Linked DNA regions of Homo sapiens: region 1 is linked to region 2. Evidence: read pairs that join two places in POLR2A ChIA-PET (ENCODE). Cell type or tissue: Caco-2. All regions are shown on one strand. Links, peaks and the distances in the headings refer to the core of each region. The heading gives the core; the rest is flanking DNA.

The links. ChIA-PET counts read pairs that join two places held together with the same protein. Peaks named below come from ENCODE experiments on the same cell type or tissue, not always from the same donor. Only the 100,000 strongest peaks of a DNase experiment are listed, where the experiment ranks them.
Region 1: POLR2A ChIA-PET joins it to region 2 with 6 read pairs; 7 of 35 experiments call an interaction of 5 or more read pairs at or near these places.

Annotation. Positions count from the first base shown.
Region 1 is chr17:2,817,651-2,827,728 of GRCh38, reverse strand. The region is part of intron 2 of RAP1GAP2 (RAP1 GTPase activating protein 2); the gene reads right to left. Among named protein-coding and RNA genes, the nearest start is that of RAP1GAP2, 26 kb to the right of the region's middle. RefSeq lists an enhancer at 2,645-2,724. In Caco-2, for the core only: no CTCF peak of the experiment used is centred there; no DNase peak of the experiment used is centred there.
Region 2 is chr17:2,867,605-2,879,703 of GRCh38, reverse strand. The region is part of intron 2 of RAP1GAP2 (RAP1 GTPase activating protein 2); the gene reads right to left. Among named protein-coding and RNA genes, the nearest start is that of RAP1GAP2, 77 kb to the right of the region's middle. RefSeq lists enhancers at 1-71, 3,103-3,857, 5,370-6,125, 6,881-7,636. In Caco-2, for the core only: no CTCF peak of the experiment used is centred there; DNase peaks (open chromatin) are centred at 3,063 and 5,173.

The DNA.
Region 1 (10,078 bases), core at 3,682-8,681, 53 kb after region 2:
ACTGGCTGGTGCCGGGTGGGCTGGGAGAAGAGCTTGGGGATTACAGGCAGGTACCACCACGCCCGGCTAATTTTTGTATTTTTAGTAGAGAGGGGGTTTCACCATGTTATCCAGGCTGGTCTTGAACCCCTGACCTCAGGTGATCCACCCGCCTTGGCCTCCCAAAGTGCTGGGATTACAGGCATGAGCCACCGCGCCAGGCCTCAAATGTCCCTTCTATGGAGAGGCTCTTCCTGACCACCCACCCAGGGTAGCCCCTTCCCCCAGCCCCGAGCCCCACCCTCATCGCCTCACTGTTCTATTTCCTTCGCAGGACTGGGCACTGTCTGAAACCATCTGCGTTCTTCATTCTGTTCTCATCTGCCTCCCTGACTAGAAAGTGCCACAAAACCCAACAGGGTCTGAATTGTCCACTTTTGTAGGACTCACACTCAGAACACGCTTTGGGAATGAGAGCTGTTGGATGTGCGAGTGGGTATCCACTCAGCTGAGCTCTCCTGAGCTAAAGAGCCCAACCACACACACCCCTGGGACGATCCACAAGCTCCTCAAACGCACCACACTCAAGGCCGAAGGCATCATCTTCTCTGCTACTAGGCTTCCCTCCTGCCTCACCCACGTGACTACTTTGCAAATCCCCCAAATGTGAAACCCCCATTTCCATGGGACTTTCTCTTTCTTTCTTTCTCTCTCTCTTTCTTTCTTTCTCTCCTCTCTCTCTCTCGAAACGGAGTCTCGCTGTGACACCAGGCTGAAGTGCAGTGGTGTCATCTCGGCTCACTGCAACCTCCCATTCCCAGGTTCAAGCGATTCTCTTGTCTCAGCCTCCCAAGTAGCTGGGACTACAGGCGTACGCCACCACGCCCAGCTAATTTTTATATTTTTAGTAGAGACGGGGTTTCGCCATGTTGGCCAGGATGGTCTCGATCTCTTGACCTCGTGATCCGCCCGCCTCAGCCTCCCAAAGTGTTGGGATTACAGGCGTGAGCCACCGCGCCCGGCCGGAAATCCTCCTTTCATGCTGCACGTGGGCTAGATGCCTGGGCTCAGGATTCACCTTCTTAGGACCCTAGCCTGGCCCTCCCCTCCAACCCCAGCCAAGAGGACATTCAGGCCCCACCCCTCCTCAGGAGCACAGCAAGCATCTCCTCCCTTCCGCAATCCATCCCCAAAGCTCCCAAGGCCGCCTTCCCAAGTCACCAAGGAGACAGGCGGTTCCCCCATCCCGCTCTTCCAGGGCACCCGTCATCTCGCCGGCAACACACTCAGAGCCTCCCCGAGCGGATCCCCACCCTCGCCTCTGGCTGTTTCCTGCCATGTCCCTCCATCCATTTCGAGAGCCTGGCTCACCGCTTCTCAAACAGCTCTACACACTTCCCCACCCACCCGCAGCCTTTGCCCTTACTGTTTCCTCAGTGTGAAATGCCCCCTGCAGGCCAGGCATGGTGGCTCACGCCTGTAATCCCAGCACTTGGGGAGGCCGAGGCGGGGAGATCACGAGGTTAGGAGATTGAGACCATCCTGGCTAACACGGTGAAACCCTGTGTCTACTAAAAATACAAAAAAAAAAAAAAAAAAAAATTTGCTGGGCGTGGTGGTGGGTGCCTGTAATCCCAGCTACTCGGGAAGCTGAGGCAGCAGAATCGCTTGAACCTGGGAGGAGGAAGTTGCAGTGAGCCGAGATGGCACCACTGCACTCCAGCCGGGGCGACAGAGCAAGACTCCGTCTCAAAAAAAAAAAAAAACAGAAAGAAAGAAAGAAAAAAGAAAAAAAATGCCCCCTGCAACCTTCTCTTCCTAGGGATTCCTTTTCAACCTTCCAGCGCCGCCTCCTTCAAGAAGCCTTCCCTCATTCCACCAGGAAGAATATCTCTATTGGCACTGCCTCATGCTTTGCAGATGACTGTTAAATGTCTGTTTCCTCCAGAGACTGTGAGTTCCTTGGATGCGGGCACCAGACCCTCTTCACACCTAAACGCTCTGTCTTCAGTAACAGCTGCAGTCACGAGCACTAACTCTGCGCCAAGCACCATGCTAAGTGCTTTTCCTATGTTAGCTCATTTCATCCTCAAACATCCCTGTGAGACAGGGACGCTCCTTATCTTCACTTTCCGGATGGGAAAACAAGCTCAGAGAGGTTCAGACGGTTGCCCAAGGTAACCCCAGCAGTGAGTGGCAGAGCCAGGATTCAACAAAGGGATCCCCGGCTCCTAAAACAGAGGCGGCTGGCTACAAATAGGAGCTCGATGAATATTCATCAGATAAACAAACAGCTTCATTTCTCCTGCCTCTGGCCTCGGTGCTGTCAACAGCTCAGTCAAAGCGTGAACACTCATGTTCTTGCTTCCTGTATTCCAATTCTGACCCAGTTCCAACAGCAAAGTTTCTTCTCTTCCCTTCTCCCTCCTCTTGCCCAAATCATGAGCCAAAAACAACCCTGCGGAGACAGGCTGGAGAGATGCTGCTGCTAGGCCTGTGTTTGAAAGGGAAGATGGGACTAGGTGTGGTGGCTCACACCCATAATACCAGCAATTTAGGAGGCCAAGGTGGGAGGATCACTTGAGGCCAGGAGTTCAAGACCAGCCTGGACAGCATAGCAAGACCCCATCTCTATAAGAAACATTTTAAAAATTAGCCAGGTGTGGTGGCACATGCCTGTCATCCCAGCTACGCAGGAAGATTGCTTGTGCCATGAGTTCAAGGCTGCAGTGAGCCACAATTATGCCACTGCACTCCAGCCTGGGGGACAGAGCAACACCTTGTCTCCTAAAAGAGGAAGTGGTGCAGGGAGGCAGCATGATACGTTTTGGGGTAAAATTGGACATTGTACAGAGGCTTCCCTCAAACAGTCCAGGTGCTTCCTTTCGAACCACCACAGGCATCTCCAGCCGCCGCCTCCTCCTCCTCTCTGGCCAAGCCTCTGCTTCTACTTAGTCAACAGAATTTGTGACCCATATGCTATTTCTTTTTTTTTTTTTTTTTTTTTTTGAGACAGAGTTTCGCTTTTGTCACCCAGGCTGGAGTGCAATGGCGCAATCTCGGCTCACTGCAACCTCCGCCTCCCAGGTTCAAGCAATTCTCCTGCCTCAGCCTCCCGAGTAGCTAGGATTACAGGCATGCACCACCATGCCCGGCTAATTTTTGTATTTTTAGTAGAGACAGGGTTTCTCCACGTTGAGGCTGGTCTCGAACTCCTGACCTCAGGTGATCTGCCCGCCTCGGCCTCCCAAAATGCTGGGATTACAGGCGTGAGCCACCATGCCCGGACTTTTTTTTTTTTTTGAGATGGAGTCTAGCTCTGTCACCCAGGCTGGAGTACAGTGGCACAATCTCGGTTCACTGAAACCTCCGCCTCCCGGGTTCAAGTGATTCTCCTGCCTCAACCTCCCAAGTAGCTGAGATTACAGGCGTGTGCCACCATGCCCAGCTAATTTTTGTACTTTAGTAGAGACAGGGTTTCACCATGTTGGCCAGGCTGGTCTCGAACTCCTAATCTCAAGTGATCCATCTGCCTCGGCCTCCCAAACTGCTGGGATGACAGGTGTGAGCCACCACACCTGGCCCATGTGCTGTTTCTTTTTTTCTTTCTTTCTTTTTTTTTTTTTTTTGAGACAGTCTTGCTCTGTCACCCAGGCTGGAGTGCAGTGGCACAATCTCAGCTCACTGCAAGCTCTGCCTCCCGGGTTCACGCCATTCTCCTGCCTCAGCCTCCCGAGTAGCTGGGACTACAGGCGCCCGCCACCACGCCCAGCTAATTTTTTATATTTTTAGTAGAGATGGGGTTTCACCATGTTGGCCAGGATGGTCTCGATCTCCTGACCTCGTGATCCGCCCGCCTCGGCCTCCCAAAGTGCTGGGATGACAGGTGTGAGCCGCCGTGCCCGGCCCCATGTGCTGTTTCTTGTTCAGTCGTGTTGCTTCCCATTCTGCTTGCTTAGTAATTGCTCCACAATTGCTCTGCACCCTTTCCCGCTGCCTTATTGCTTACTGGCCCCTCAGGGCCACTCACTGATTATGTAGTTGCCTCTTTTGACCTTGAGTCAGGAATGCAGCCACCTCTTCTGACCTTGACTGGATGTGTGTGTGAGCTGTGGGTTCTGACGGCCCAGCCGGAGAGGAGCGAGTGGCACACTTTTCTGGAGGGCCCAGAGAGCCCACGTTACGCCATGCGTCCAGGACCACCTCCACTGCAGAGACGATAGTGTATGCTCAATACTCAGGTGGGCTAAGAATGGATGGTCAGGTGCCCAGAGGAAGACAAAGGCAAAATGGCTTTTCAACGAAACTAGAATCCTAACAGTTTTTCTTTCTCAAACACTTACAAATTCCTGAACCCACGCTGTTTGGGGGCGTATGTCGTGCAGACATTGCTGGGGCTCCCCTGACAAAGGTTGGGTTCCAGTTCATTCTGAGGCCCTTAGGCCCCGGGGTGGGAGACCAAAACCCCACAGGACACCAGGACACAGCCCTCCCAGGCAAAGTGGGGGCCCATTGACTCCCTGGCCGATAGGGCTTCAAAAACAGCATCTGGACATCCTGGGTTCCAATGTCAACAGAGAAAATGTCAGGGATGAGGTATCCGGAAGCCAGCCCCATGCCACCCGCCATCCCCATGACACCCCAATCCTCTGCACCCATCTCAGCCACCCATTTACAGCATTTTTCACTTTACCAAGAGACTCGCCACAGGGCTGTGCCTCACCCCAAGGAAGCAGCACTCCCTGAGTAACTGAAATTACAGATGCGCACCACCACACCCGGCTACTTTTTGTATTTTTAGTAGAGACAGGGTTTCACCATGTTGGTCAGGCTGGTCTAGAACTCCTGACCTCACAGCTGCCTCAGCCGCTCAAAGTGCTGGGACTGGGGGGAGTGGGGAGGGATAGCATTAGGAGATATACCTAATGTTAAATGAAGAGTTAATGGGTGCAGCACACCAACATGGCACATGTATACATATGTAACAAACCTGCACGTTGTGCACATGTACGCTAAAACTTAAAGTATAATTAAAAAAAAAATTTCCCCAAAGGAAAAAAAAAAAGTGCTGGGATTATAGGCGTGAGCCACCTTTTCTTAAAAAAAAAAAAAAAAAAAAAAACAAAAAAAAACAGGGTTTTATTGTCCTCCAGGCGGAGTACGGTGGTGTGATCATAGCTCACTGCAGCTTCCCACTCCTGGGCTCAAGCAATCCTCCCACCTGACTCCCAAGTAGCTGAGACTACAGGCACATACCACACAACACCTGGCTAATTGTTTTTTAATTTTCTTTGGCAACGAGGTTTCACCATGTTGCCCAGGCTAGTGTTAAACTCCTGGGCTCAAGTGATCCTCTGGCCTCAGCCTCCCAAAGTGCTATGATTACAGGCGTGAACCACGGCGCCCAGCCTAACAGCTATTTTTGTTGCTGTTATAATGGCAATCGGCAAAGACCGTGTTTGTGCCTTTTGGGGAACTGTTTCTGAGCATGAATGAGGCTGTATGTGTGAACCTGGGTGACCCTGCGTGGTCATGTCTCAATGGTACATACCTGTGTGTGTGTGTGCGTGAATGCAAGAGACACCAGGACCCACGACATATTATGCTTGAACTGGGTGCTGACCATGGGATTGGGCAACCCTGGAGGTGACAGTTCTGTCTGCCCAAGGAGGCAGGAGCTGCATCTGAAATCCTCACTGCCCCAGACACCAGCTTGCCGCCTCCTCCTCCTCAGCACCACCCGGTGGCACTGGCTTTATGCGGTTCAGATGCCTTCTGGCCTGGGGGTCCAGGGACGTTTCTGCAGTGCGTAATCCATCATAGACAGCATAGACTCTCTGGGCTTGTCCAGCCCTTGGAAGTCCTCCAGGGGAGTCTGGACCTCATTCTCAACCAGCGCTGTACAGTAGAACTTTCTGGGATGATGAAAATGTTCTGTAATGTTCTGTACCTGCGTTGTTCCCTATGGTAGCCACCAGCCACATGTGGCTACTGAGCCCTTGAGATGTGGCTAGTGCAACCGAGGAGCTGCATTTTTAATTGTACTTAATTCACTTAAATTTAAAACACCACACTTGGCGGGGCAAGGTGGCTCACACCTGTAATCCCAGCACTTTGGGAGGCCAAGGCGGATGGATTGCTTGAGACCAGGAGTTCAAAACCAGCCTGGGCAACATGGCAAAACTTCATCTCTACAAAAAAAAAAAAATTAGCCAGGCATGGTGGCAGATGCTGTGGTCCCAGCTACTCCGGAGGCTAAGGTGGGAGGATCGCTTGAGCCTAGGAGGTGGAGGTTGCAGTGAACTGTAAGCGTGCCACTGCACTCCAGCCTGGGCGACAGAGCGAGACTCCGTCTCAAAAAAAAAAAAAAAAAAAAGGTGTAAAGAAATACATCAGAATGATAACATTTTGGGTGATGGGTCATATTTTTATTTTTTAATCTCTATTTGTACATATTCTCTAAATGTTCTACAGTGAGCATGTACTATTTTTATAATCAGGAAAAGTGCTATTTTTAAAGAGGGGAAAAAAGAATGTAGCAATATATGGAAATGCTTGTGACACAGAAAAAGGGTGAAGAGAAGCGCATCCCTGGGCCTGTGGAGAGGGACTCGAGGGAGGCTCAGACACAGCGATCTGACAGTGGAGCCATGAGGGTTTCCAAGCGCTTATTCAGAGATCTGTTCATGTTTGTATAATAAAGAATAAAATAATAGGCAGGACGCGGTGGCTCATGCCTGTAATCCCAGCACTTTGGGAGGCCGAGGCAGGCAGATCAACAGGTCAGCAGTTCGAGAGCAGCCTGGCCAACATAATGAAACCTATCTCTACTAAAAATACAAAAAAAAAAAAAAAAACCATTATCCGGGCCGTGGTGGCGGGCACCTGTAGTCCCAGCTACTTGGGAGGCTGAGGCAGGAGAATTGCTTGAACCCGGGAGGCGGAGATTTTAGTGAGCCGAGATCATGCCACTATACAGAGTGAGACTCCGTCTCAAAATAAAATAAAATAAAATATGCTTCTGTCACTCAAATCAACATGAAAATCAAACATCAGTGAGGACGTGGGGAATGGGAATCATAGAATTGGGAGCAGTGAAAATACTAAGTCCTCTTTTTTTTTTTTTTTTTGAGACGGTGTCTCTCATTGCTGCCCAGGCTGGAGTGCAGTGATGAGATCTCAGCTCACTGCAGCCTCTGCCTCCCGTCTTCAAGTGATTCTCCTGCCTCAGCCACCCTAGTAGCTGGATTACAGGCACCCGCCACCACACCTGGCTAATTTTTGTGTTTTTAGTAGAGACGGGGTTTTGCCATGTTGGCCAGGCTGGTCTCGAGCTCCTGACCTCAAGTGATCCGCCCACCTTGGCCTGCCAAAGTGCTGTGATTACAGGCGTGAGCCACCGCGCCCAGCCTAAGTCCTCTCTTGAGGGCAATCTGGCAGCATCCAGTAGAGCTGCGACCCAACAGCCCCACCTCTAGGTACCCCTCATGACCTCACACAAACGCACAGAGGGCCAGGCAAGGGGAAAGCCACTGCCTGCAGCATTGCTTGCAATATCAGAAAATGGAAACGACCTAGGTGTCCAGCAAGAGGGGATCAATGGGGGATACAAAAAAAATGTGATCTATTTGTACAAATTAATATGCATGGCACCAAAAAGAAAAAACTAGGCCAGAAGTGGTGGCTCCCGCCTGTAATCCCAACACTTTGGGAGGCCAAGGTTGGAGAATCATTTGAGCCCAGAAGTTTGAGACAGCAAGATGGTGAAACCTCATCTCTACAAAAATTTCTTAAAAACTTAACCAAGCATGGTGGTGCATGCTGTAGTCCCAACCACGTGGGAGGCTGAGGTTGGAGAATCACTTGAGCCCTGGGGGTATTGAGGCTACAGTGAGCCAGGATCACACCACCTTGAGCAACAGAGTGAGATCCTGTCTCAAAAAAAAAAAAAAAAGGAGAAAGAGAGAAGAAACTAGATCTATCACCAGGCGCTGAGGCTCATGCCTGTAATCCCAGCACTTTGGGAGGCCGAGGCAGGTGGATCATCTGAGGTCAGGAGTTCAAGACCAGCCTGGCCAAAAAACCCCGTCTCTACCAAAAACACAAAAATTAGCTGGGCATGGTGGCATGCACCTGTAATCCCAGCTACCCAGGAGGCTGAGGCAGGAGAGTCGCTGGAACCCGGGAGGCAGAGGCTGCAATGAGCCGAGATTGCACCACTGCACTCCAGCCTGGGTGACAGAGCAAGACTCCGTCAAAAAAGAAAAAAAAAAGTGTGTGGTGGCATGCTCCTGTGATCCCAGCTGCTTGGAAGGCTGATGCAAGAGAATCACTTGTACCCAGGAGGCAGAGGTTGCAGTCAGCCAAGATCCTGCCACTGCACTCCAGCAGAGCAAGACTCAGTCTCCAAAAAAAGAAAAAAAAAAAAAAAGCAAGGCATGGTGGCTCACATCTGTAATCTCAGCACTTTGGGAGGCCAAGGCAGGCAGATGATGAGGTCAGGAGATCGAGACCATCCTGGCTAACACGGTGAAACCCCGTCTCTACTAAAAATACAAAAAAAATTAGCCGGGTGTGGTAGCGGGCGCCTGTAGTCCCAGGTACTTGGGAGGCTGAGGCAGGAGAATGGCGTGAACCTGGGAGGCGGAGCTTGCAGTGAGCCAAGATCGCGCCACTGCATTCCAGCCTGGGCGACAGAGTGAGACTCTGTCTCAAAAAAAAAAAAAATAGACTTTACAACCATGTGGACAGACACACATGCAGAACGATAATGGTAATATATCCATCCTGTGTCTGCTACATCCCCTCTCTGTTCTAAGCACTAGACATGTATAAACTTACTCAGTCTCCAAAACAACCCTTGCAGTAGGTTTCAGGCTTTGCTATTAGTCCAGTTTCAAAGATTAGAAAAGGGAGGCATGGAGAGATGAAGGAACCTGCCTGAGGTCTCACAGCTGCTGCGTGTCAGAGCCAAGATCTGAACCCAGGCAATCTAGCGCCAGAACGCCACCTCACACAAATTCAAAAGGATGTCAGGTATGTCCCTTTTTAATGCACACAAAAACTATAAATGTTTCTAGATACCTGTGTATGAATGTGAAAGCATTAAAAATGTGGGCTGAGGCCGGGCACGGTGGCTCACACCTGCAATCCCAAAACTTTGGGAGGCCAAGGCAGGTGGATCACTTGAGGTCAGGAGTTCAAGACCAGCCTGGCCAACATGGTGAAACCCCATCTCTACTAAAAAAAAATACAAAAATTAGCCGGGCGTGGTGGCACGCACTTGTAATCCCAGCTACTTGGGAGGCTGAGGCAGGAGAATTACTTGAACCGGGAGGCGGAGGTTGCAGTGAGCCAAGATCGCACCACTGCACTCCAGCCTGGGCAACAGAGACTCCGTCTCAAAAATAAATAAATAAATAAATAAATAAATAAATAAATAAATAAATAAATAAAGTGGGCTGAGAGAAAACACAAAATTCCTGCTAATGGTAGCCCCTATGGATGGAAGAAATAGAGGAACGGAGGCAAGCAGAAATGATGACCGGAACTTAACTTTATGTGTGTGTTTTATTTCTTTAATTTTAAAAAAAGCTAAAAAAATTAAACATAGAGGCCGGGCGCAGTGGCTCACGCCTGTAATCCCAGCACTTTAGGAGGCCGAGGAGGGCAGATCACGAGGTCAGGAGATTGAGACCATCCTGGCTAACACAGTGAAACCCCGTCTCTGTTAAAAATACAAAAAATTAGCCAGGCGTGGTCGTGGGCACCTGTAGTCCCAGCTACTCGGGAGGCTGAGGCAGGAGAATGGCATGAACCTGGGAAGCAGAGGTTGCAGTGAGCTGAGATTGTGCCCTACATTCCAGCCTGGGCAACAAAGCCAGACTCCATCTCAAAAACAAAACAAAACAAAAACAATTAAACATAGAGGCCAGACGCAGTGGCTCATGCCTGTAATCCTAACACTTTGGGAGGTTGAGGCAGTTGGATTGCCTGAGGTCAGGAGTTCAAGACCAGCCTAGCCAACATGGTGAAACCCCGTCTCTACTAAAAATACAAAATTTAGCCGTGTGTGGTGGCAGGCGCCTGTGATCCCAGC
Region 2 (12,099 bases), core at 2,665-7,664:
CCCAGGCTGGAGTGCCATGGTGCGATCTCAGCTCACTGCAACCTCTGCCTCCCGGGTTCAAACAATTCTCCTGTCTCAGCCTCCTGAGTAGCTGGGATTACAGGCGCCGACCACCATACCCAGCTATTTTTTGTATTTTTAGTAGAGACGGGGTTTCACCATGCTGGCCAGGCTGGTCTTGAACTCCTGATCTCGTGATCTGCCCGCCTTGGCCTCTCAAAGTGCTGCGATGACAGGCATGAGCTGCCACGCCCAGCCAAGGGACTTTCAATGTAAGAAGGGCTTTGTGGCCGGGCGCAGTGGCTCACGCCTGTAATCCCAACACTTGGGGAGGCCGAGGCGGGTGGATCACTTGAGGTCAGTAGTTCGAAACCAGCCTGGCCAACATGGTGAAACCCCAGCTCTACTAAGTTTACAAAAATTAGCCAGTTATGGTGGCGGGTGCCTGTAAAACTAGATACTTGGGAGGCCGAGGCAGGAAAATCACTTGAACCGGGGAGGCAGAGGTTGCAGTGAGCTGAGATCACGCCACTGCACTCCACCCTGAGTGACAAGAGCAAGACTCTGTCTCAAAAAAAAAAAAAAAGAAGGGCTTGGAGGTGGGGCCAAGCCAGGTGCATGCAGTGGGTAGGGCAGGAAGGAGGAGGCAAGGCCAGTGTCCATCCTGACCTTGCCACACCCTCCAGAGATAACAGAACCTCACTGAGCACTGGCCAGCGCCGGCCTCCGGGCTCAGCATGTCACACACCCCATCTCACTGATCGTCACAACCGTCACGGGAAGAGGGCACTATTATTACCCCATCACACGGATGAGAAAACCGGGGCCCAGCAAGCTGCAGCACCTTGCGCGTGCTCACGCAGCTACCAAGTGGCTAAGTGGGCTCTGGGGCCCAGGTTTGCCTGAGTCCACCGTGGGGCTCCTGGGCAGCAGGGATACCCAAATGCTTCCGGACAGGCCCACTGGGACAGGTGCATCAGAAGCAGAGAGCCAGGGTTGGCTGGCTTCCCTCATGGGCCCACAGGCTGCCGCCTCCTTCAGGGGAGAGGCTCCTGCTCCCTTCCTTAGTTAGGCTGATGAACCAGCAGGAACCAGCGAGAGAAACCCCTGCCCTAAATCAAGGGTGTTGGTTAGACCACCTAAGCCATGATCGGAAGGGGTGGTGGTTAGACCACCTAACCAACGCCCTTGCCTAGGTGATGCACCTTTCGAGTCAGCGATACGGCATACAGACAGGGGCTTCCGCAGCTCTGACCACCCTCCCTATGCCCTCTCCCACTCAGCCTCACCCACACCAAGGCTGCACCCACCAACCCAAGGACGACTCCTCATTTTCCACCGCCAGCCTGGGCTGAGCTCCAGATGCCACATCCCCGGGGGGGTCTCACAGGCACCTCGAACCCAATGTGTCCCTAAATGACCTCATCGTTTCCCCCAACCTGCTCCTCCTCCTAGGTTCTCTTGCAATTAAAGGCACAATGTGTTCCTGACTCCCCTTCCCTTATGCCTGACACCCAACCCCTTGCTACTCTAAGTGTGTCCCCGGCCGGCAACATAATGTCACCCAAAAGCAGACTCCAGGACCCAGCCCAGACCCACCTTTACGCATCTGCATTTCCAGAGGATGCCAGGTAACGCGTGTGTCCATGAAAGTGTATTAAGCACAGCTCTAACAACAAGCCTTTCACTCTGCCTCCTACACGTCTCTCAGCTCAGTCAATGCACCCCAATCCCCCTCCACCATCATCTCCAAGCCACTGACACCTTCCCAGCCAATCTCCAGGATCCCACTCTGGTCCCACTCCCAAACTGTCTCCCCCAGGAGCTACAGGGACCTTCCAAAATGTCAACCTGATCATATGAGCCCCCTATCTAAGGCCTTGAAATGGCTTCCTGTCACCCTCACCATGAGAACCAAATTTCAAGCATTCATTCACTAAAACCAAATTTCAGGCATTCATTTAATTCTCTGTCACCCAGGCTGAAGTACAGTGGCGCAATCTCAGTTCACTGCAACCTCCACCTCCCAGGTTCAAGCAATCCTCATGCCTCAGCCTCCTGAATAGCTGGGATTACAGGTGCCCGCCACCATACCCAGTTAATTTTTTGTGTTTTTTTAGTAGAGATGGGGTTTCACCATGTTGGCCAGGCTGGTCTTGAACTCCTGACCTCAGGTGATCCACGCGCTTTGGCCTCCCAAAGTGCTGGGATTACAGGTGTGAGCCACCACACCCGGCCAGGCAGGGAGATTTGTGAGCAGAGCAGAGATGTGATGTGTCCCACAGTTTCACAGGATCACTCTGGCTGCCTTACGGAGGACGGACTGTAAGGGGAAAAACATGGCCGCAGGGAGGCTGGCTGAAAGGTTCCTCAATAATCCAGGTGACAGCTGATGATGGACTGGCCTCAAAAGACCGTGGTGGAGATGGGAGATATGATCCGTCTCTGGATGCATCATGGAGGCAGCAACAGAGCATGCTGACAAGTGGACATGGGGAATAAGAACATAAACCAAGGCTGGGCACAGTGGCTCACGCCTGTAATTCCAGCACTTTGGGAGGCTGAGGCGGGTGCATCACCTGAGGTCAGGAGTTCGAGACCAGCCTGAGCAACATGGAGAAACCCCGTCTCTACTAAAAATACAAAAATTAGCTGGGTGTGGCAGCGCATGCCTGTAGTCCCAGCTACTCGGGAGGCTGAGGCAGGAGAATCGCTTGAACCCGGGAGGTGGAGGTTGCGGTGAGCCAAGATCACGCCACTGCACTCCAGCCTGGCAACAGAGCAAAACTCCGTCTCAAGAAAAAAAAAAAAAAAAAAGAACGTAAACCAAAAATAACATTCTAAGGCCCCCAACCAACTGATGACCCTTCCCCTCAGCCAAGGGCATTCCAAAGTTAGCCAGAAAAACTGGTTCAGGCCATGATGGGAAGGGGTGGTCGGACATGCCTCCTTATGCTCTCCTCGCCTTTGGAATTCAGCCCCAGCTGACCAGCATCAACATCAGCACAGGGACCTAAAGACTCATAGAACAGACTCCAGGTCTATAAGAAACATTTGCTATCTCATCTCTCGGAAACCTGCTACCTGGAGGCGTCACCCGCATGATGAAACCTTGGTCTCCACGGCTGCTTATCTTAACCCTGACATTCCTTTCTATGGATTCCAGGTCTTTAGATAAACTCACTCAATGAACTGCCAATCAGAAAATCTTTGAATCCACCTATGGACCCTCCAAAACCCCCGATTCTGGTTGTCCTAACCTTCCAGACCAAACCAATGGACATCTTACATGGATGGACTGATGTCTCACGTCTCCCTAAAATGTATAAAACCACCTGTAGCCCAACCACCTTGGGCACTTGTTCTCGGGATCTCCTGGGGCTACATTGGTCACTCTTATTTGGCTCAGAATAAATCTCTTCGAATATTTTACAGAGTTGGACTCTTTTCATCTATAAAAACAATGTAGCCAGGCGCGGTGGCTCATGCCTGTAATCCCAGCACTTTGAGAGGCCGAGGCAGGCAGCTCACAAGGTCAGGAGATCAAGACCATCCTGGCTAACACGGTGAAACCCCGTCTCTACTAAAAATACAAAAAATTAGCCGGGCGTGGGGGCGGGTGCCTGTAGTCCCAGCCACTCGGGAGGCTGAGGCAGGAGAATGGCGTGAACCCGGGGGGCGGAGATTGTGGTGAGCCGAGATCGCATCATTGCACTCCAGCCTGGGCGACAGAGCCAGATTCCATCTCAAAAAAAAAAACAAACAAACAAACAAAAAACAATGCAGAGAAGTCAAGCTGGGGAAGGCTACAGGAAGGATGACTTTGGCGGGGCAAGAATGAAGACCTGGAGTTGGGACACGTTCAGCTTGGAAGAACTATCGGATGTCCAAGCGGAGATCACCAAGGGAGACAGAGAAGAGGAAGGGGCCCAGGCACGACAGCAGGTGGAAGGCCAGCAGAGGAGGAGGATGAGACAGACAGGCGGCGAGACGGAGGGAAACCAGGAGGACAAGACATTCACTGTCGTGAGAAAAAAAGGCAATGTTGAATCTGAGAAATGCAATCCTCCTGTCACGGTCAGGCCCAGAGAGGCACTGAAAAGCAACAGCGGTCCCTCTCACCCGCTCCATGAGCTAAGTAATCACTTCTTGAAGCCACTTGCTACATGAGCCCTAAACTAACTGATGCCACATAGCCATACACTGGACGCCATCACTCAGACCCTAGAGCTCAACAACGCACAGCCAATGTTACCCCTGTAACCAGTTAGAATGCCCATCCAACAACTTCATATCACCCCACTCCCTGTCCCCTTTGCCTTTACAAACCTGCTTGTGGCCGGGTGCAGTGGCTCATGCCTGTAATCCCAGCACTTTGGGAGGCCGAGGCAGGCAGACCACCTGAGGTCAGGAGTTCGAGACCAGCCTGGCCAACATGGCAAGATCCCATCTCTACTAAAAACACAAAAATTCACCAGGCGTGGTGGTGCACGCCTGTAATCTCAGCTACTCCGGAGACTGAGGCAGGAGAATTGCTTGAACCCGGGAGGCAGGGGTTGCAGTGAGCCGAGATCGCACCATTGCACTCTAGCCTGGGCGTCAAGAGCAAGGCTACATCTCAAGAAACAAAACAAAACAAAAACTTGCTTTTAACAAATGTCGAAGGGCGCCGTCCCCAAGGTAATTTTGAAGCGTCCCTGGCAGCTGTCCTCAACTTTGGCCCGAGCAAACTCTCTATATTAATTTTCTCTCTGTTTCTTTCTCTAGGTCGACAGTCATGAGCAAAATGGAGACAGCCTTTTGAGAAGCGAGTATGAGGCTGTGTGAGGGATGCCAAACTGAGGGCAGAGGGTGACCACCGGGTCCAGAACCAGAGTGGCTGCTGGGCATTGGTGAGAAGCAGAGGCAGAACTTCAAGAACTTCTGCTATACAGGAGAGCAGAGAGCTCGCAAGCTAAACGTGGGGTTTCAAGGGTTTGGGGCTTTTCCTGGCTGGGTGGCTGCTCCTTTGTTTCCATGGGTGATGTAGCACCTACCGTCTCATTTCCTCCAGAATCCAGCCCCAGGCTGAGGCCTCTGACTGGTTCAGGCTGTTGACCTTGATCGGGTCCTTTCTCCCTCCCCCTTTTCCACCTCTTTCTCCTTTCCTCTCCACGTCATTCTTATGCACATACACTGAATACCTGCTTGAAATGAGGGTGCCAGAAATGCTCTTTGTAGATAGGTCATCTCAGCCCTGACTTTTACAAGCTTCCAATGCCTCCGTCAGCCCGGGGCCTCAGGTGAGGAGGACCTAAAAGCTTAACTCTCCACAGGAAAAGACCCAGACCTTACCCTAGATAAGAGCTATGAATTTTTCTGAAATTCCAACCATTCCTCCCTTGGAGTTTAGAGTGTTTTTAGTCTTCAAGAGTCCCCATTTAAATGCAAATGTCCAGTTGGCAGAGGGGAGAAAGGGGAGGGAGGGTGTACCCATTGTTCCCCAGGCACAGAGCTCAATCTTATGCCTCTTATTTAATCTGCAGAATACAGACTCTTTTATTATCCACACTTTACAAATGAGAAACTGATTCTTTGAGAAATCAGGTAACTTGTCCACAGTCAGAGAGCTAGAAAATGAGAAAGCCAGGCCAGGTGCAGTGGCTCATGCCTGTAATCCCAGCACTTTGGGAGGCTGAGACGGGTGGATCACCTGAGGTCGGGAGTTCAAGACCAGCCTGGCCAACATGGTGAAACCCGCCCCCCCCCACCGCGTCTCTACCAAAAATACAGAATTAGCCAGGCGTGGTGGCGCATGCCTGTAATCCCAGCTACTCGGGAGGCTGAGGCAGGAGAATCACTTGTACCCAGGAGGCGGAGGTTGCAGTGAGCTGAGATCGCGCCACTGCACTCCAGCCTGAGCAACAAGACTGGAACTCCATCTCAAAAATAAATAAATAAATAAATAATAAAGTATACAATTCAGTAGCATTAAGTACATTCACGATGTTATGTAACCACCACCACTAATTCCATAACTTTTTCATCACCCCAAAAGGAAACTGGTCTGTTGAGTTTTGAATGAGGAATACATTAGCAGGGCTCAAACGCCAAAATTATTAGAAGGCCTATTTTGTCTTATCCTTGTCCCAATCTGTCCACTTATTCAGCCTGTGAAATGATCTTTACACACCTTTCTGCAGCTGCTGCTGCTTTTTTTTTTTTTTTTTTTTTTTTTTTTTTTTTTTTTGAGACAGGGTCTCATTCTATTACCCTGGCTGGAGTGCAGTGGCAAAATCTCAGCTCATTGCAACCTCCGCCTCCTGGGCTCAGGCGATCCTCCCACCTCAGCCTCCCAAGTAGCTGGAACCACAGGCATGCCCCGCCCCAACCGGCTAATTTTTTTTTTTTTTTTTTTTGTATTTTTGGTAGAGATAGGGTTTCACCATGTTGCCCAGGCTGGTCTCGAACTCCTGAGCTCAAGCAATCTGCCCACCTCAGCCTCCCAAAGTGCTGGGATTACAGACATGAGCCACTGCACCCAGCCTACTGCAGCTTCTTTATGCAAATACAAGCCAACACAACACAAAGATGAAGTACTATTTTCCGTTTTTTTTTTTTTCAGACAAAGTCTCAGTCTGTCCCCTAGGCTGGAGTGCGGTGGCGCAATCTCAGCTCACTGCAACCTCCGCCCCTCGGGTTCAAGCGATTCTCATGCCTCAGCCTCCCAAGCAGCTGGGATTACAGACACCCACCACCGCACCCAGCTAATTTTTGTATTTTTACTAGAGTCCCACTTTTGGGAGGCTGAGGTTGGAGGATCGCTTGAGCCCAAGAGTTTGAGACCAGGCCTGGGCAACAAAGTGGGATCCAGTCTCTACAAAAACTTTGCCAGGCATGGTAGTGTGCACCTGTGAGGAGGCTGAGGCAGGAGGATCCCTTGAGCCCAGGAGGTCAAAGCTGCAGTGTTCACACCACTGCACTCTAGCCTGGGTGACAGAACAAAACTTTGTCTTTGTAAAAAAAAAAATCTAGGGAGAACTTTCCATCAAGTGTGAAAGTTGTCAGTATCAAAAACGGAGTGGCTTACATCAAACCCTAACAAAAGGAAGCCATGAAGAAAAGGCCCTCGCGCATGACTGCGGGTAACAGAAACTGCCGGGAAGGGCTGTCCCTGCTGGAACTTTCCAGTTAAGCCACTTCTGTGAAGACCCTCTCCTAGCAGCAGCCAATACCACCAAGAACAAAAGCCCCCTCCTGAGATAAGCCTCTGTAACCAACGGTCTTTGTTTCAAAGCAGCTTATATGACCTTCTTTTTCCTCTAAAAGCTTCCCCTTGTCCCACTCCCCTCGGATGTGCCTATGGTCCATCAGAGCATGGACACCTCAGATTGCAACCCCTTGCTATTCCCAAAGAAACTCTTTGTTTTGGAGAACTCGTCTTTCTGTCACTCATTTTAGGCTGATGCAGTTACACAGACAGCTTCACCTTTTTTTTTTTTTTTTTTTTTGAGACAGAGGCTCATTCTGTCATCCAAGCTGGAGTGCAATGGTGCAATCTCAGCTTACTGCAACCTCCACCTTCTGGGTTCAAGCGATTCTCCTGCCTCAGCCTCCCGAGTAGCTGGGATTACAGGCGTGCATCACCACACCCAGCTAATTTTTGTATTTTTAGTAGAGACCATGTTGGCTAGTCTGGTCTCGAATTCCTGGCCTCAGGTGATTCACCCACCTCAGCCTCCAAAAGCGCTGAGATTCCAGGCGTGAGCCACCACGCCTGGCCTCATCATTCTATTTTAAGTAGTTAGTCCATGGTATGAATGTGAAATAATTTAGGCAGCCAGTTCACTATGAATAGGGATTTGGTTGTTTCCAGTGTTTTGCTATTTCAAATAATATTGCCGTGAATGACCTCATTCTACGTCATTCCACGTGTGTGGAAAGATGCACATCTGACAGATCCCCAGAGGTGGCTCACTGGGTCAAGGAGGATAGCATGGATAATGGAGACAGCTACTGCCAAACTGTACTGCCCATGGGATGGTACCAATTGAACCCCAATGAAATCAGCATGAAGGTGAGGGTCCACGTGCTCACCCAACACGCCGTGCTGGCACCCCCGTGGCTGGCACCAACTCCAAAGCAGCTTTTGTCTATGGTGTTTGCTGGCCCTACCGCTGTTGCCTCTCCCTCCTCTGTAATGAAGCTCCCCACCTCTGCTTTAGGGAACTGCCCCTCTCCCGCTGGACAGGACTCTTGTAACACAACACCACTCTGACCAGAGTGCGCCCCTGACTCTCCCTGGGCCAATCATGGCTCCCCGCTCCCACCCCTGCACATAGGGACTGAGATGGACACACAATCCAGGCCAATCAGAACTCCTCCCTGGAATGTATCTAACCAGAGCTGTTGGAAAGGAGCTTTCCTTCCTCTCTGGGGGAAATTCAGCCATTAAAATGTTTAGCCCTTGGCTGGGCGCAGTGGCTCATGCCTGTAATCCCAGCACTGTGGGAGGCCGAGGTGGGTGGATCACCTGAGGTCAGGAGTTCAAGACCAGCCTGGCCAACATGGTGAAACCTCGTCTCTATTAAAAATACAAAAATTAGCCAGGTGTGGCGGCGCATGCCTGGAATTCCAGCTACTTGGGAAGCAGAGGCAGGAGAATCACTTGAACCCAGGAGGCGGAGGTTGCAGTAAGCCAAGATCGCACCACTGCACTCCAGCCTGGGTGACAAGAGTGAAACTCTGTCTCAAAAGAATAATAGTAATAATAAAATAAAATGAAACGTTTAGCCCACAAGGATCTACAACCATGGATCCAACATCATGGAGACAGATGGCCCAAGAGAATGAAGCCAACACAAAGAGACACAGTGACGAGACAGAGAGGAGTTCTGCCAATGCCCCTGGATCCAGCTGTTTCTGAGGCCCAACCCTTTCCACAGATGGGTTACCCCAGCCAATAAACCCCCTTATTTTGTTTGGCTAATTCAAGATGGGCCTCTGTCACTTGCCACCAAGGGTCTTGACTAATGTACTGTACCTAAAGTATAATCCCGCCTTTGTTACAATACAGAGAAACAGACGTAGATGCAGATGTAAGTATATTACGTGAAAGGGTGTGCTTTTGCATAGAAAAAAAAGACCACAAAAAAAATATTAAACGTTAATATCTCTACAGTCTCCCTTGTGGGACTGAAGGTGATTTTTATTTTAATCCTTGTGCTTTTCTGTGTTTTCCAAATTTTCTGCAAGGAACAAGGATTTTTAAAATATAATAAACATTTCTTTCAAAAACCAGATTGTCAGGCAGGGCACGGTGGCTCATGCCTGTAATCCCAGCACTTTGGGAGGACGAGGCAGGCAGATCACGAGGTCAAGAGTTTGAGACCAGCCTGGCCAACATAGTAAAACCCCGTATTTACTAAAAATACAAAAAAATTAGCCAGGTGTGGTGGTGGGCGCCTGTAATCCCAGCTACTCGGGAGGCTAAGGCAAGGAGAATCACTTGAACTTGGGAGGGAGGTTACAGTGAGCCGAGATTGCACCATTGCATTCCAGCCCGGGTGACAGTGCGAGACTCCATCTCCAAAAAAAAAAAAAAAGATTGTCAAGCAGCAGCACAGAGTGCACTCTGAGGAAGGTTCTGAGGCCATGCCGGGGTCAGGGGCCATACAGATTCCCACCCCTGAGGCCTGCTCTGCAGGTCAACGCACCCTGGAGTAGCTGCTGCCCATCTCAAAGCAGGCCAGCAGGTCACAGAGGGCATCCACATTGTGGTCACAAAACTCAAGCCCTCCACTCACGTGGCCCGGAGCCACGTTCCACCTGGGCCACTTGCTGACCCCCTATACGTCCCCGCTCACCAGATCAGCCTCCTAGGAGAGCGCCACAGGGTGCTGGCTGACGGCTGGCCATGAGCCCAAGACTGCAGGAAAGGGAAATGTCAGGATGAGAAGGGAGCTCGCAGAAGGTGGCCCAGCGCTGCCCGCACCTGCTCCCGGGACCTGACCTTCCCCAGCAACACGTGACCCTCAGTGGGGGTGTGAGCTTGGGCAGGACAGAGCCCTGAGGGACCTTCAACTTCAGAACGTGGGCTGTTGGGGAAGGGAGGGCTGCTGCTTCCCTGGAGTCCCCAAGGCACTTTGGTTCCCAACTCAGCTGAGCATTCACAGAGACCAGGCGAGAACCACCAGCCAGCCCACCCCATCTTCAACCAGAGGAACGCTTTTTCTATTGTACATATTAAGGTTTTGCATAAAGTTTGTTTAGGTTTTTTTTTTTTCATCATTTTACCCCTTTTTAAGTTTGCAATTCAGTGGCATTTACATCGTTGTACAACTAACCCCATTGTCCATTTCCAGAACTTTATCATCATCCCGAACAGGAACTTTGTACACATTCAACAAAAATTCTCTTTCCCTCCAACACCTGGCAACCTCTATTCTACTTTCTGCCCCTAGGAATTTGCCTATTCTAGGTGCCTCATATAAGCATACTATACACTATAAGAGTAGATAGACTATAGACTATATTTGTGCACCCCTTAAAATTTCTGTGTTGAAATCCTAACTAACACTGCCGTGGTATGAGGAAGAGGGGCCTTTGGGAGGTGATTGGGTCAGGAGGAGTGAAGCCCTCATGAATGGAATCAGTGCCTTGGAAAAGAGGCCCCTGAGAGCTCCCTTGCCCCTTCGCTATGTGAGAACATGGCGAGAAGACGGTTGTCTGTGATGCAGGATTTGAGCCCTCATGAGACACCCCATCTGCCAGTACCCTGAACTTGGACTTTCCAGCTTCCAGAAGTGGGAGAAGTAAATGTTGGTTTAAGCCACTCAGTCTATGGTATTTTGTGATAGCAGCTCAAACAGACACAGACAAAGTGGAATTAAACACTATCTGTTCTGGCCGGGCACAGTGGCTCACACCTGTAATCCCAGAATTTTGGGAGGCCAAGGCAGGCAGATCACCTGAGGTCAGGAGTTCGAGACCAGCCTGGCCAACATGGTGAGACCCTGTCTCTACTAAAAAATACAGAAATTAGACAGGCGTAGTGGCACATGCCTGTAATCCCAGCTACTCGAGAGGCTGAGGCAAGAGAATAGCTTGAACCTGGGAGGTGGAGCTTGCACTGAGCTGAGATCGTGCCACTGCACTCCAGCCTGGGTGACAGAGCAAGACTCCATCTCAAAAAAAAAAAAAAAAAAATTGCACCTGGTAGAGGAATTGCTAAATAAGATTTTTGCCTACACACATAAAAGACTTTCATTAGTCTTAGTCGCATTTCACACATGGGAAAGCCAAGGGCCGCAGTTTCGACACCATGTACGTTCAAGATCATATATCCCCCTGGGTTTTTCCTGAGGCCGCTCCTCTGCCCTTCTGCAGTCGTGTTTTTGCCATCTAGAGGTGCCTATCTCTAAGACCTCTGAGACTTCCTCTGGGCCTGGCCCTCCACCAGGGGGATGGATAGCAGAGAGCCAGCCCTTCTCTCAGCCAGGGCCTCGTAACCAAAAGCATCCACTGGCCAGACGTCTGGAAGGAGGGGCAATCTGTATTCAAGGAATCCGGACCTGCTGGGGTGGAGGGCAGCTGGGTGCCACAAAGCATAAGCAAAACAGGAAGGGGACACATTATCCAATCCCAGAGCCGAGAGCCAACCCCGAGCAAAGCCAGGCTGTCCTCTCAGACCAGGTCCAGCGCGGTCACAGGCTGAATGCTTTGATGTTCAGAATGGACTCAGAGAAAAGACAGCCCAGGAAGTGTGTTTACTACCAAAGGCTTGGGGATCCCGCGAGCTGCATCCGTGAAGAAGAAAGCACACCTCATCCAGCCAAGGCAGAAGGAAGCCTCCTTGCGTCTGGGAGGGTACCAGCAGCTGCAGCCACCAGCCAAGTTGACAAGACCGTGCCAAGATCAGCATCAACTAAGCCACTAGGGCCAGCAGAGTGGACAGCTGTTGGCATTTTTACTGCCCAGCTTCCATCCCCTGAGCTTCTGAGAGCAACATGCCAGGTTTCCTTAGGTGACCCATCCCTCCTATACTCCCAGCCAAGTCCCTGCATCCCGGGAACCAGCGGTGGGCGTAAGACCTAGACTTCATGAATCAGTGTATCCCAC